Regions from separate parts of the Homo sapiens genome. Here region 1 is linked to region 2. A link is a contact called in ENCODE Hi-C or POLR2A ChIA-PET data. All regions are on one chromosome and are shown on one strand. Each heading gives the region's core, a stretch centred on a gene start or an enhancer-like site at or near the end of the contact. The rest is flanking DNA. Distances are from core to core; before and after follow the strand shown. Region 1 holds the start of EHD3 (EH domain containing 3). Region 2 holds the start of FAM98A (family with sequence similarity 98 member A).

Region 1 (6,603 bases), core at 2,625-5,124, 2.4 Mb before region 2:
ATAAATTTTTGCTGCTACAAATAATGTTGCCATCAACATTCTTAAGACTTATCTCCCTATGCACATGTGCAAGAGTTTCTCTAGATCACGCCTTGAAATAGAATGGAAGGAGATAGGTCATAGGACATGCACATCTTCAGCTTCACTAAGCAATGCCAAACTGTTTCCCAAAGTATTTGTGCCAGCCTGCACGCCCATCAGCATTTTATGAGAGCTCCCATTGCTCTACATCCTCACCAACCCTACCATCCAACTTTTTATTCTTGCCATTTTGGTGGGTATGGAGTGTTAGTGTGGTTTGGCATTTCTCTAATTACTAATGAGATGCAACATGTTTTCTTGCGTTTATAGGGCATTCATGTAGCCTCTTGTAAAAGACATTTTTGTAGCTCTTGCCAAGTTTTTTTCTATTGGAATGTTTGTCTTTGTTATCGATGCACAGCCATTAGTTCTATATTCTGGATGTGCTTTCATGGGTTTTTGTGTATAGGAAATATCTTTTCACTCACTTTTGTATTTTTAGTTGAACGAAAGTTTTAAATTTTGCTAGTGCTAAACTTAGTTTTTTTCATTTTTCAGTTTGTGCTTCTGACGTCTTGTTTAAAGAACTCTTCCTGACTTTGTGGTGATATATATGCAATCTCTATTGCAACTTCTGTATATGTCAGGCTTCCAAATTTCCTGGCTATTTACTGTGTTGTTATTCTGTTGGTCTCTGTGCCAAAACCATATTAACCACTGTAACTCCATAACAATGTCCACTAGGGCAAGTCCTCTTCGCTTAGTTGTTGCCATTGCTATGTTACTGTTGTCCTCTTCTCTTCTCTGTTCTCCTTTTTCTGCCCTCCTTCCCCTTCCACCTCTCCCTCTCCTCCTCCTTATTCTTCTTATCTTCTTTCTTCTCCTGGAATATCTAAGCTTTTTTTTACTATTGCTCTATAAGTTATACATTTTAGAATCACCTTGTCAATTTCCATGGAAAACCTTATTTAGATTTTGATTTCAATCATATCTCTCAATTATTGAATTTATCAATCATGTTGTAAAGAATTCACATGTTTGTGACAAGGAATCCTTCCACAATGGAACATGGCATGTCTCTCCCATTTACTTAGAACTTCTTTAACATCTTTCTATAAAGTTTTATTATTTTTCACATAAAGATCTTGCATATCTTTTGTCAGATTTATCCGTAAGTTTTTGTTCTTTTGAACACAGTATCTTTTTTGAATATTATCTTTCATGACCTTTTATTGCTAGTCTATAGAAATGCTCCATTAGTTCCTTTTTTAAACAGATAGATTTCAACTACTCAAGACTGAGACGGGAGTAGATGTGTCAACACGCACTTGGTAAATTAGATATTCGGAACAGACATTCAGCAGTAGACAATGGCATGGCCGTACTGATTACAAAATTCTTGAAATACTTCCATAATGGGGCCCCTTGATTTCTTTCCTGTCACGCTGGCCATACTGACCTCTCTCCGGGGACAGGCTCAGATCTCTCCAAGGTCCAGACGCCACTGTATTAACACCAGGCGTGGCACGGGGCCGCAAGCCTTGCTCCACTAGGAAGGCCAGTGTCTGTTCCGGGTGTTTGATTCTCATGCCTTGTGAGTTGTTAAATATCTTTAATATTACTCCTTAGGTTCGTATGTTGGTAGTAGCTAAACACCAAGGGTGAAATATTAATCTGAGTGAATTCTCAACAAGAGATGATCAGTTTTGGGGTTCAAGGAGGGAGTCGGGAGATCTGAGATGTAACTAAGGAGATTCTATTCAGCACTGGCCTCTGATAATCCCCCCTCCCCTGAAATCCCTGCAGCTTCACCACACTCCTCTTGAAGCTCCTGCAGGCACTTCAAACGCAACACGTTTTAGATTGAACACATTATCTCTGTCTGCTAAATCAGCTCTCTCTCTGCCTCCCCTAATTAGTGGAAGAGCTTCTCCAATGATCTTATCCCCTATGGTAGAAAATTCAAAATCATCCTAGACTGTGCCTCACCCTTATGTCCTCTTTTTTTTATCACATACCAAGATCTGACAATTCTATTCCATGAAAAAAATCTTTTGAGTCTGACCTCTTCTCCAATCCCATTGCAGCTGTCTCCTAAGTTTTGGAATAGTTTCCTAAATGGTCTCTTGGCCTCTGTATTCGTCTGTTTTCACACTGCTGTGAAGAAATACCTAAGACTGGGTAATTTATAAAGGAAAAAGGTTTAATTAACTCACAGTTCTGCATGCCTAGAGAGGCCTCAGGAAACTTACAGTCATGGCATAAAGGGAAGCAAACACGTCCTTCATAAGGCGGCAGGAGAGAGAAGTATGAGGAACCAAGTGGGAAGAGCCCCTTATAAAACCATCAGCTCTCACGAGAACTCACTCACTATCATGAGAACAGCATGAATGAAACTGTCCCTATGATCCAATCTCCTCCCACCAGCTCTCTCCCTAAACGCATGGGGATTATGGGGATTACAATTAGAGATGAGATTTATGCGGGGACACAAAGCAAAACCATATCAACCCCCAACCTCTTTTGCCCCTCCAACACTGCTCTTGGCATTCCAGTTCCTGCCTGGTCCATAGCCTACTCCTTCTTCATCTGTGGAAGGGAGGGTAGTGGGAGTCATTAGCCTGGGCAGGGAGGAGTGTTTTATCACTACACTGTTTAGAATGGTGCCAATACAAAGCACATCAACTTTCAGCAAGTTTATTATTGGGTTTAAATTCTCTACACACGATGCACTGCTTTTGCCTACACCTGGACAGTGTTCCCACTCACTCTCCTTAGTATGATGCTGGAGATAATATGATCTGCCATGAAGGTTAAATAAAGCAATGTTCACTGAGAACTTAGCCCAGGCCCCTGCACATGCTGAGCATTTTGTTAATGTAACAATGATTAGTAATAGCATTGCTATTGGTTCCCCATCTCTGGCAAAGCCTTTCATGCTTGGCCTCCCTCACTCTCTTTCACCTTCCTAAACCCTACACTCCAGCTATGCCAAACTGTTTACTCTGCCTTGGACACACCAAGTTCCTCAAGCCTTTGCAAATACTCCTTACGCTCCTAGAACAATGGATGTCAATTCATCATTTAGGATCCAGCTTACAGTCATGCTTTCCATGAAGCCTTCCTCAAATTAGCCACACAAAAGGAGTGACTCCTCCCTGTATTCCCATGACCCTCTGCTCATGCCTCCTCTTTAAAGCCTGCCTTCACTGGAGTTCCTGGAAGGGAGAGTCTGTTCAGCACTCATCTCTGTATCCACAGTCACCAAAATTGTAACTGCCCCATAATAAATTCCCAATACTTGCAGGGATTTTGCTTCTTGGCTTGTTTTGTTTTGCTGGAATGAATGAATAAGTAAATGGGAACGATTTTGACTTCACCCTAAGCCTAGCTAAAAGTTTGGGTAGTGACAGTTTTGGTTATTTTGTGTAACCTGATAGTGGATCCCCTTTCTATGCCAAAAAAAAAAAAAATCCCCCAATACTAGAGTACCTGTTTTCCTAGGGAATTGACCTCAGCAACTGAAGGAGAGGCGATTCAAAGCAGGGAGTGTGATGAATAGGTCAACTCTGTCCTCGCAGCCGTCCCTGAGAGGGCGCTGTTCCCAAATCGAAGCCCCAGAGGCGGAGACTGAGACACCGGCACTCTCCCACTGGACTGGGTCAGCATCCCTCTCCCCGCGCGGCCGCAGGTCTAGAGCTGAGCGCCTGCCCACAAACATGGCGGCGCCCTGCGCGGCTTCCCGTCGCCGCAACCGTGGGGCCGGCCCTGCCTTGCCAGTACTAGGGGACTTCCTCTGCGCGCCGGCTTCCTGCCCAGCTGGCATTTAAACCACCGCCTGGGGCTGCAGGATGCTGCTGCGGATGCAGAGCTGTCCGCGGGCTGGGCAGCGTCGCCGTCTCCCCTGAGCCGCCTCGGTCCGGCAGGAGCGGAGCCGAAGCATCCCTTGCTGCACGCAGGGCAGAGCAGGCGAGGGCTGGGGGCCGATCGGGGACCCCGGCTTGGGACCCCGGCATCTGGCAGTTTCCTTGCAGGTTCAACTTTAATTGCCAAGATTTCACCCCTCCTCCTCAAGCCCAGATTATTTATCCTCCCTCCGGCCTGGGCTGCTGGATGCAGCAGCGGCTGGGCTTGGTCCCAGGAGCAGGGAGAGTGCGCTCCCGGCCCTCCTAGCCGCGTGCCCGGGCCATGGTGCGGCTGAGCCCCGCGCTTGGGTGAGGCGGCGGCGCGGCTCGGAGCCCGGCGGACCGGTCCTACGGGACATCTTCCCCTGAGGAGGAGTCTTCCCCTGGGGCTGCGTGCCGGGGGCGAGCGGCGGCCGCGATGTTCAGCTGGCTGGGTACGGACGACCGCCGGAGGAAGGACCCCGAGGTTTTCCAGACGGTGAGTGAGGGGCTCAAGAAACTCTACAAGAGCAAGCTGCTGCCCTTGGAAGAGCATTACCGCTTCCACGAGTTCCACTCGCCCGCCCTGGAGGATGCCGACTTCGACAACAAGCCCATGGTTCTGCTGGTGGGCCAGTACTCCACTGGGAAGACCACCTTCATCAGGTGAGCCGGCCCAGGGTCCTGGCAGCCCACCCCGGAGCCCAGCGCCTAGTCCCTCCGGTCACTCCTGGTGCTCCATCCCAGACAGGGGACCAATGGGAAGCCTTCAGTTGAGGGCTCTGAAGAGATCTGTGTTTGTGCAGGCGTCAAAATCTTACCCCACAATTTTTGCTGGTCCCCCTTCCCATCCTACCCAATACCTGTCCACTCTACTTGGCCCTTGGCTGTGGTGGTCAACCTGAAGTATTCAAGTGTAAAGCCATTCCCAGTCTCCCCATCTTATGGATGATGAAACCGAGGCCCAGGAGGCACAATGGAAGAGCTCCTGGTCTCTGGAGCGCCTTATGTTGGTGGGGATGTCTTACGTCTTCACTTTTTAGCAACACATCATTCACGGGCAAAACCTCTTCCCTTGTTTTTCAAGGGGCTTGGCACTCACATGGGGGCCTCACAGTTGCAGCTGAGTTCTGATGGGTGCGGGCCTGGGAACGGAGGTGGCCTGGGGATGCTACTTGTCCTCCTTTTATCATTTCCTTCTCTAAAGCAGAGCTCCTGTGTATATATCTTGGAGACTCAACAGAAGCTGAGTCCAGAAGCAGAATGCTTTTTTTTTCCCCTTTCTCTTATTTGATCTTAATGGCTTAATAATAATATTAAAGACGCTTAGAGATGGAAGGGATATTGGCATTGTCTCATCCAGTTGCTGAGTTTGCAGGTGAGATAACCGAGGCGCAGAGAAGTTAAATGAATTGTGCAGAGCCATCTAAAGAGTGGGCAGCAGACCTGGGATGTTAAGTCCTAGATGCATGTGAGGAGATGCTTGGCTAAACGCCTGTAACTCTGAGAATGAGTCATCCATTCCCTTCAATTACAGAATCCTTGGGCTGGAGGGAGGCTCAAGAAGTCAATTTGTTCACCCTGCATTCAGAGAAGTCCACCAGAGGCCCTTCTTATCTTTAGAGAACAGGCTTCACTCCAGTCCTCAATCTTCCCAACTTCAAGGCCAGCCATTTTCTTGGCCCCTTTTATAGCCATTCCAAATTGTTGAGAATGCTGTGGCCCTCTGTCTTAAGACTCAGGCTCCCACAGCTTGAGAATGGAGTTTGGTGGCCCCCCAAAGTCAAGTGTGCTCATCTCCTGCAGAGGGTTTGGAAAGCAGGGGTACCCTTATTCCTATTCCTTGGCTGTTTGAGCATCCACAGCATGTGAAATGCTGTGCTTTGTTTGGTGAGGAGTGCAGAAAAGTTAACAGTCTAGTTACTAATTTTCTAGGTACTAATTTTCTCTAACATCCACCTTGTAACGCCAGCCTTCTGGAAGTAGCACCATGCTAATAGGTCATGTCTAAACACAACACCACATTGAGTTTGTCCTTGTGGAGTGCACAGCCTAGGGCTCAGCAGCTTTAAGAGGCCAAGTGATTTCTGAAGGAGTTTGGGAGGTGATGGGCCTGTTGGCTCTTGTATGTTTTATATTGATAGAACTGCAAGAGGCCTTAGAGATTAAACTAATCCATTGCTTCTTAACTTTCTATCTTTAGAAAAATGTACGTACATCCCAAATTTGCATATAATGTTGGGGGTCCAAGGGCCTTCTTTGGACTTTAGGGTGGGAACCCCTGATCTAAGCCATGCTTCTTGTTTTATTAAGCACCCATTGCTGCCAAAGGCACTTCAGAGCTGCCTGGGTTGCCTGCAGAGTTTCCTTTGTGAGCCCTGGCCTCCACTTGGCCCATTCATGCCTCAGGGGAAGTTCAGGCCATTTGCAGATGGCCCTTGCCCTCTCAGCCTTCCCTGGCTCTCTACACATATGGTATTTATAACCTTTCATACATTATCTGTAGCTTCTCCTTCCTGGTGTACAATCATTGACAAGACAACATCCATGCCTTAGCATCTCTGGGGCCTTGCCCAGGGTCTCGGCTATAGGAGGTTCCCAGTAGACATTTTGCAGAATGGGAGGGAAGATGGGGAGAGGTGAGGATCCCCAAGCAGCAGACAGGTTTGAGCGCCTTTTGTCTGAGACACTCTCCCGG
Region 2 (6,886 bases), core at 2,611-5,110:
ACCTCAATGTTATTTTTATACTTTGTACCTAAAAGTGAATGTTTACTTACTGTTAGTTGCTTGCACGTTTTCCTCTAGTTTACAGAGCACTCTTAATTCAGACACCAGCCAAGCACAGAGTTTGGTAAACTCGGGGGAACTGGCTCCAGCAGAGACTGCCTGAGAGAGCGCTCCATCTTCCAACAATGGGCCCTTGTAACTGGTGAGCAAGAAATTACATTTCAGAAGAAAATACAATCATACCTAATATATTACAGATAAAACATATCTATGTCTTATTTATATAAGCAATAATTTAATAAAGATAAGTTAGTACTTATCTTTATTTTAAATGGACAAATATAAACATAATTTAGAACTATACTGAACCATTACAAAAAGCAGCTAAATGGTAGCTGCATTTCAACCTTTCAAAATGTAGGTGAATATCTAACAGAATTGCATATACTACTAAATTATGTCAACTTCTGTACATTTACTAAAAGCTTCCATTGTAAAAAGATTTATTTTCTTACTGTAATTGAATTGAGTATTAAAAGCAAATTAACAAGTAATAGCTAATTATACTGTAACTTATTTCAGAAATAAAACTTAGGTTATCTTTTCTAAAAATTTTCCAGAAAACAACTAGATTATGTTTTTATTTTGAGATGAGGTCTTGCACTGTCACATAGGCTGAAGTGCAGTGAAGGCACAAGCCACCAAACCTGGCTTTTTTTTTATTTTTTATAAAATAGCCAGGGGTCTTACTATGTTGCCCAGGCTTAGTTAGGTTTTTAATGACTTCCTTTAAAAGTAAAAACTTTCCAGTTAACCATTTATATCATTTTTATAAATTTAATGCCAGTTAAGACTAGTAAGACATTCTAGTACCAAAGAAACGTCAGGTTAGGTTAATAAATATTGGCAGTTAATGAACTGGCGCATCTGAATCCTAATCCTTTGTAAGTGATTCCAATATAATTTTAAAAAATTTAAAAATGTTCAAACATTCATAAAAGATGACAGTCATAATGAACTCCAATCACCAATATTCTAAAATATAAGATTTCTGTCACTCCAAGTAATCTTAAATACATATTATTCAGATTGCTTTACATTCTCTTAAATATTGATAATAATGCTTACTTAAGATGATACAATAAATATGCTTAAGATAATATAATGTTTAGGCCAGGCGTGGTGGCTCACGCCTGTAATCCCAGCACTTTGGGAGGCCGAGGCAGGTGGATCACGAGGTCAGGAGACCAAGACGATCCTGGCTAACACGATGAAACCCCATCTCTAATAAAAATACAAAAAAATTAACCAGGCATGGTGGAGGGCGCCTGTAGTCTCAGCTACTCAGGAGGCTGAGGCAGGAGAATGGCTTGAATCCAGGAGGCAGAGCTTGCAGTTAGCCGAGATCGCACTACTGCACTCCAGCCTGGGCGACAGAGCAAGACTCCGTATCAAAAAAAAAAAAAAAAAAAGATAATATAATGTTGAGAACTACAGGTATGTTAGAGAAATGACAGTTCTCAAACCCTTTAAAATATGATTATAGGTTTATACAGTATATGCAACAAAATGAAAACAAATCATACATAAAAAAATGAGATCACATGTAGTCTGGCATCTAGATTTATAAACTATGTATTATTAGACACTGAAATCAAAAGACTAGGCCTAGAAGTTTCTCCTTGAGTTTCACATTTAGACTTCATTAGTTTATTCAACAAGTAGTTACTGAATTCCTACTGTGTGCCAGGTAAGAGATAAAAGATGACTATTTGCCAGGATCAGTGGCATACACCTGTAGTCCCAGCTACTCCGGAGCCTGAAGTGGGAGGATCGCTTGAGGCTAGGAGTTCGAGACCAGCCTGGTCACCAGAGCAAGACCTCATCTCTTAATAAATAAATAAATAGAAAAGGTAGTCATTTAATTCTAATATTTCTCAGTTAATCCTTTAAAAGTACATTTCAGTTAATTAAGGCTGACTTTTAATATTTGAATGCCACCAAACTAAGTAGTTAAGGTTAAAATTTATAACAGTTTTCAGAAAATCCATGGTTTACATTACACTCTATGTCAAGTAGTTATGTGATTACAATTACTACAGTAACAATTACTTGTACAGTACCCAAAAGAATAAAAAGTTAAAAAAAGGAGGGGGAAAAAAAAAGACAATAATGGGAAGAAACAGCATCCGTGGCCAATTCTTAAGTGACCACTATCCATGCAGAAAGACTACATTTAATAAGGTCTACCCCCTTCCTTTCATTCCACTCATTCCACTACAGTACTATAGTGTCATTTATTCCAGAAAGAAGCTTCTAGGATTTCATTTCCTTTCCCAGTAAAGGGACCCTCCTCAGGGCTCCTCACAGCATATTTTCCCAGTATCCTGTGAACCCCTCTTCCACCTCACCTTGTACTCTAAGGGCCTAACACTGCCACAAAGAAACTGTTCCTAAAAAAGTCCTAATGAATGAATGGTTTCATGTGTGAACAAGCGATTCAGTCTGAGATGTCAACTAAAGAGACTATTTTGCTGAATGACTTTAACATATGCCCTAATGAAAGAAAGAAGCCCCCTAAAGTCTGGAATATTTATAAAAATTCAGAGCAAGTTTCCAAGAAAAGAACAATAGTATTTCACTGTGACAAAGACAGATGATAAGCAAGACTACTTCGTTCCTAAAAATTTCTACTAGGGTAGTAAATTATTCAAATAGGCAGACTTTGGGAATCCTCAAGGTGTTTTTTCCTAAAGAAAGGTTTCTCTCAAAGGTTTCCTTGTCATGGAAAAACCTAAGAGAAAATTTTGATAAAGAACTTGTTACTTAGAAATACAGCTAGCTAAATCTGTACTTTGTTTTGATACCGTACCTGTAGGTAAGTATCTAACCATACAATTTGTTTCTGGAACCACATTTAGCCCAAGAGGGTCCACGTTCTCAAGTTTAATAGAGTACACTGATCTGGGTGACCCAGTGAGATAACAAACCCTATTTCCAGCTTCTAGATACTGATGAATTATGGTTGAATAAATATCAGGAGAAGGAGAGACACAATGCAAAACAAATACGCAGGTTCTTCGTGGGTGAAGACGACCCTGGTCTAATGGGGCTCAACGAGGCAGAGTATCACAGAGTCAAAGCAAACTGCTGGTGGTTCCCAGGGACGTGGTGATAGGTTAGATGCACAAGCGAGCTGGCCAGCGGAACAGATGCAGCGCCCATACAAGTGGCTTAGCGAAGCCTGGGTGCATGCAGAGATGACTGGGCAAAGGAGAAATTTTGAGAGAAGTGGGGTGGGGTAGGAGGAGGGGCTCAAGATGGGAGTAGGAAATTTGGAGAACAAGTAGGAAAGCAGAATCAACTTTGGCAACCTTTAGAGTTGAGGGGTTAAGGGGTAGGGCAGGAGGATGAAGCGAGGAGAGAAGCTCGGGGAGTGGGGGTGGCGAAAATCAGAGCCCAGACAATGACACGCATGACTGACAAACGCTGCGGGTAGCTCGCCTGCAGGGAGCACTGGGCAGGCCTAGGGGTGTTGGGATTGGAGGACCCCGAGCTAGCAGTGCAGACAGTGGACGTGGCATTGGGGGTGCCGGGGCCAAAGGGAAGCGACAGCCAGGAGCCACGGGGTGCGGCGTGGAGAGGCAGGTGTCTCAGACTGGGGCGCAGGAGGTGTTCCCAGGGGGCCGGCAGCGTGGGGCTTGGGAGACCCGTGCCCTGACAATCTTACCCTAGATCTTCCAACGACTCCAAGATGTCAGTCTCCATGAGGTCACACTCCATGCTACTGTGGTATTCAAATTTCCGAGTCGTCAGGCTCCCCTCTTCGCCGGCAACGCGTACACTCGCGCATGCGCGACTTCCCCGGAACTTCCAAATCCACAGCTGGCGCCTCAGCTCCCGCACTGCGCATGTCCGGAGCGTGCGCAAGAAACTTGGTCCCACTGACCGCCCCACCCCTGCCCACTAAAGAATTACAGGGCCCGCAGTTTTGCACATGCGCGTTACTGGATCGTGAAGCTAGCCGCCCAGAGAAGGGTAGGAGGACCGGCTGCGTGGCAGCTGGGCGTGGGGACCACGCGAAGGGGAGCGCTCTCGGCTCTCGTTATTGGGTGTACGCATGTGCGAATGTAGGGGGCGCGGCGGGCCGGGAAGGAGCTTGGAAGAGTCTCGGGACGCGGGTGGAGTCGGCTGTTAAACCGAGTCTCTGCATCCCAGACAGGAGATCGGGTGGCTCTTCGTAGGGTGCCGGCATGTGCTAGCCTTAGCTTGCAGGTCATGTAGAAAGGGAGAATTCTTGCGCTCCCGTCTTCAGGACGCGGGTGCGGGCCAAGTGCAGACGGCAGATAGCGTGCCATTTGATTTCCTCGTGGCTGCAGTAGCTTTATTTCAGGGTTAGGGATGAGCCAACTTTCCGCAGACTATGGATGTTCAGAAAGTTGGGTCGTTTTCCCTCATGCATTCTCTACCTGATGTCTAAAGCCCTTCCCAGACACTAAGCATGTTATTTTAAGGAGAAGGGGAGCTTCACTCCATAGCAAATAGAATAGAATATTTTTAAATCCACGTAGTTTAGACAGTGAATAAACTTTTTGGCTGTACTGTCATTACTTTTGACATTATTTGCCCGGGTGAAACATTGAGTTCACGATGTGGATGTGTTGTGATATCTTGGCAGTTACTGAGGGTGTGTTTAGAAATTACTGAAAAATCAGAAATGTTTTCAAAGTGATGGCATATTTAGAAAACTATATTTAACCATAAGTTGGCGTACTGTTAAATCGTGTAGGCATTTAATTAAAGAGTTTTCATATTGATACCTGTTGATTTTATTCTATAGTTCTCAAGCATTTTTGTGTCTGATGGATAGATGTTCCTATCCTTAGTAGTACCTTTTTCTTTTCTTTCTTTTTTTTTTTTTTTTTTTATGAGACGGAGTCTTGCTCTGTCGCTCAGGCTGGAGTGCAGTGGTGCGATCTCGGCTCACTGCAAGCTCCGCCTCCCGGGTTCACGCCATTATTCTGCCTCAGCCTCCCAAGTAGCTGGGACCACAGGCGTTCACCACCACACCCAGCTAATTTTTTGTATTTTTAGTAGAGACGGGGTTTCACCATGTTAGCCAGGATGGTCTCGATCTCCTGACCTTGTGGTCCGCCCACCTTGGCCTCCCAAAGTGCTGGGATTACAGGCGTGAGCCACCGCGCCCGGCCAGTAGTACCTTTTTCAGTTTCCTTATTTTGCATCATCTGAAGTGGGGGTAGGTTTTCTGCACTTACCATGGGCACTTGATATGGCCCATTATGATGCAGTCACCATAAGGCTGTGTGAATATTAGTCACATTCTACAGATGAGGACACTAAGGCTGAGTGGCTTAATAATCTTCAGCGATCTTAATGCCTGTAAGTATGAAACTAGATTTTGAGATTGAGGTATATCTAAATCCATATTCCTTCTTTTTTGACTAGTCAAATAAGGATTTATACGCAGGATGTGAAAAGAGGAAAATTTAGCTAGTTGAATTTGTTTAAACTTGTATATATTGTACATAATTACCTTATAATAATTGAATAATTATTTTCCTCATAGGGTTGTTGAAGGTGCTAAACAAAAAGTCATGCCTAATACAAAAATCAATTTTGAAAGAAAAAGGGTTTCATTCTTGACTCACTTTTGATGTAAGCTGTGTTCAATATTGAACTAATATTGAATATAATATTGTGTTCAATATTAGTGAATGAACGAGTGATGACTTCCCTAAAAGTATTAGTATTCCCTTTCTTTCTTTAAAAAAAATCCAGCTTTTGCAGGAATAGTATTCTCTTTCTAATTCACATCGTTAGCTTAAATGAAGGATTGCTGATATGAAATTTTTATATATTATGGTTTAAAGGAATTCTACAATGGCTTTCTCTGCAATTAAAAAAAGCTTTTAAATACTACTTAAACAAAATTGTGTTCCCTACCAGGCAGGCTCAGAAAGAAAGAAAAAAAATTGTCATCATTTTAATGGGATCTACGAGGAATCTTTTGCATTTTATTTAGAAATTATTTATGTTTATAATGGAACCTGATATCTGAAGACCTCTTTGAAACTGAGTTTACTAGAATGAAAGGAACAATGATTTGGAAGTGAGGAAGCTCTGGTTTTTGCATCAGATCAGTATAAGAAAGAATTTTTCTAACACTCTAAGAGTAGTCTTAAAGTGACTTAGGTATCGTTGAGAGATGATGAGCTTCCTGTCTAGAAGGTGTTCACCTAGAGGCTGAATAATTACTTAAGGGTACTCTTGTGAGAAGGCACACCCACAAGTGCCAGCACATGCCCTTTTACTGATGACTTTGATTCTAGATTCTTTCTCAAAAAAGAATATAAAATACCAACTTAAAACCCTTCTAGGGTCTGGCGCGGTAGTTCAGACCTGCAATCCCAGCACTTTGGGAGGCTGAGGCAGGACGATTACTTGAAGCCAGGGGTTCAAGGCCAGCTTGAGCAACATAGCAAGACTCTGTCTCTGTTAAAAAAAAAAAAATTAATTAAAAATGACTTCCAGGTGGGACCCAAGTGAGGCAGAGGGGCAGGGGCTGGCAGACCAGCGGTAAGCATGGCATATCAGGGCCTCACCATACGTCTCATTGCAATGAGCGTGTTTTAGGGCTTCACTGGTTTCTTCATGCCTTGGTTCATCCCTAAGGGTCCTAAGTAGGGAGTTATCATTACCATGTAGGTGACCTGTTCAGTTTGTTGCTGTCTCTTTTGGCTGATTGCAATCCTGGCCAACTCAACCCTCTCTTCAGACTGCAGTTGAAACATGAAATCATCTGGTATCCGAAGTGTCATTGGCCTTGAGGAAGACAGGCTTTACAGTGCTCAGTCTTAGCAGTCAT

Evidence for each region. Hi-C counts contacts between places; a loop is a spot of excess contacts on that map. ChIA-PET counts read pairs that join two places held with the same protein, here RNA polymerase II (POLR2A). Pooled maps may share reads with other maps.
Region 1: a map of naive thymus-derived CD4-positive, alpha-beta T cell shows a loop between it and region 2 (22-fold over the local background). The contact joins the promoter of EHD3 here to the promoter of FAM98A in region 2. A Hi-C loop is called at or near these places in 1 of 168 maps with a recorded cell type or tissue (naive thymus-derived CD4-positive, alpha-beta T cell) and 7 of 50 pooled maps. POLR2A ChIA-PET finds 5 or more read pairs at or near these places in 1 of 52 experiments (CD4-positive, alpha-beta memory T cell).

The regions. Positions count from the first base shown.
Region 1 is chr2:31,230,278-31,236,880 of GRCh38, forward strand. It overlaps EHD3 (EH domain containing 3), which reads left to right and starts at 3,875. Exons shown (of 6, transcript NM_014600.3): 1 at 3,875-4,571. The coding sequence starts at 4,345. It also overlaps a transcript of CAPN14 not described here.
Region 2 is chr2:33,595,439-33,602,324 of GRCh38, forward strand. It overlaps FAM98A (family with sequence similarity 98 member A), which reads right to left and starts at 3,861. Exons shown (of 8, transcript NM_015475.5): 1 at 3,731-3,861; 2 at 51-199. The coding sequence starts at 3,783. It overlaps LOC105374455 (a long non-coding RNA gene), which reads left to right and starts at 3,907. Exons shown (of 3, transcript XR_939942.3): 1 at 3,907-5,400. It also overlaps the pseudogene ATP6V0E1P3. RefSeq lists enhancers at 3,115-3,304, 3,855-3,924, 3,955-4,004, 4,145-4,374.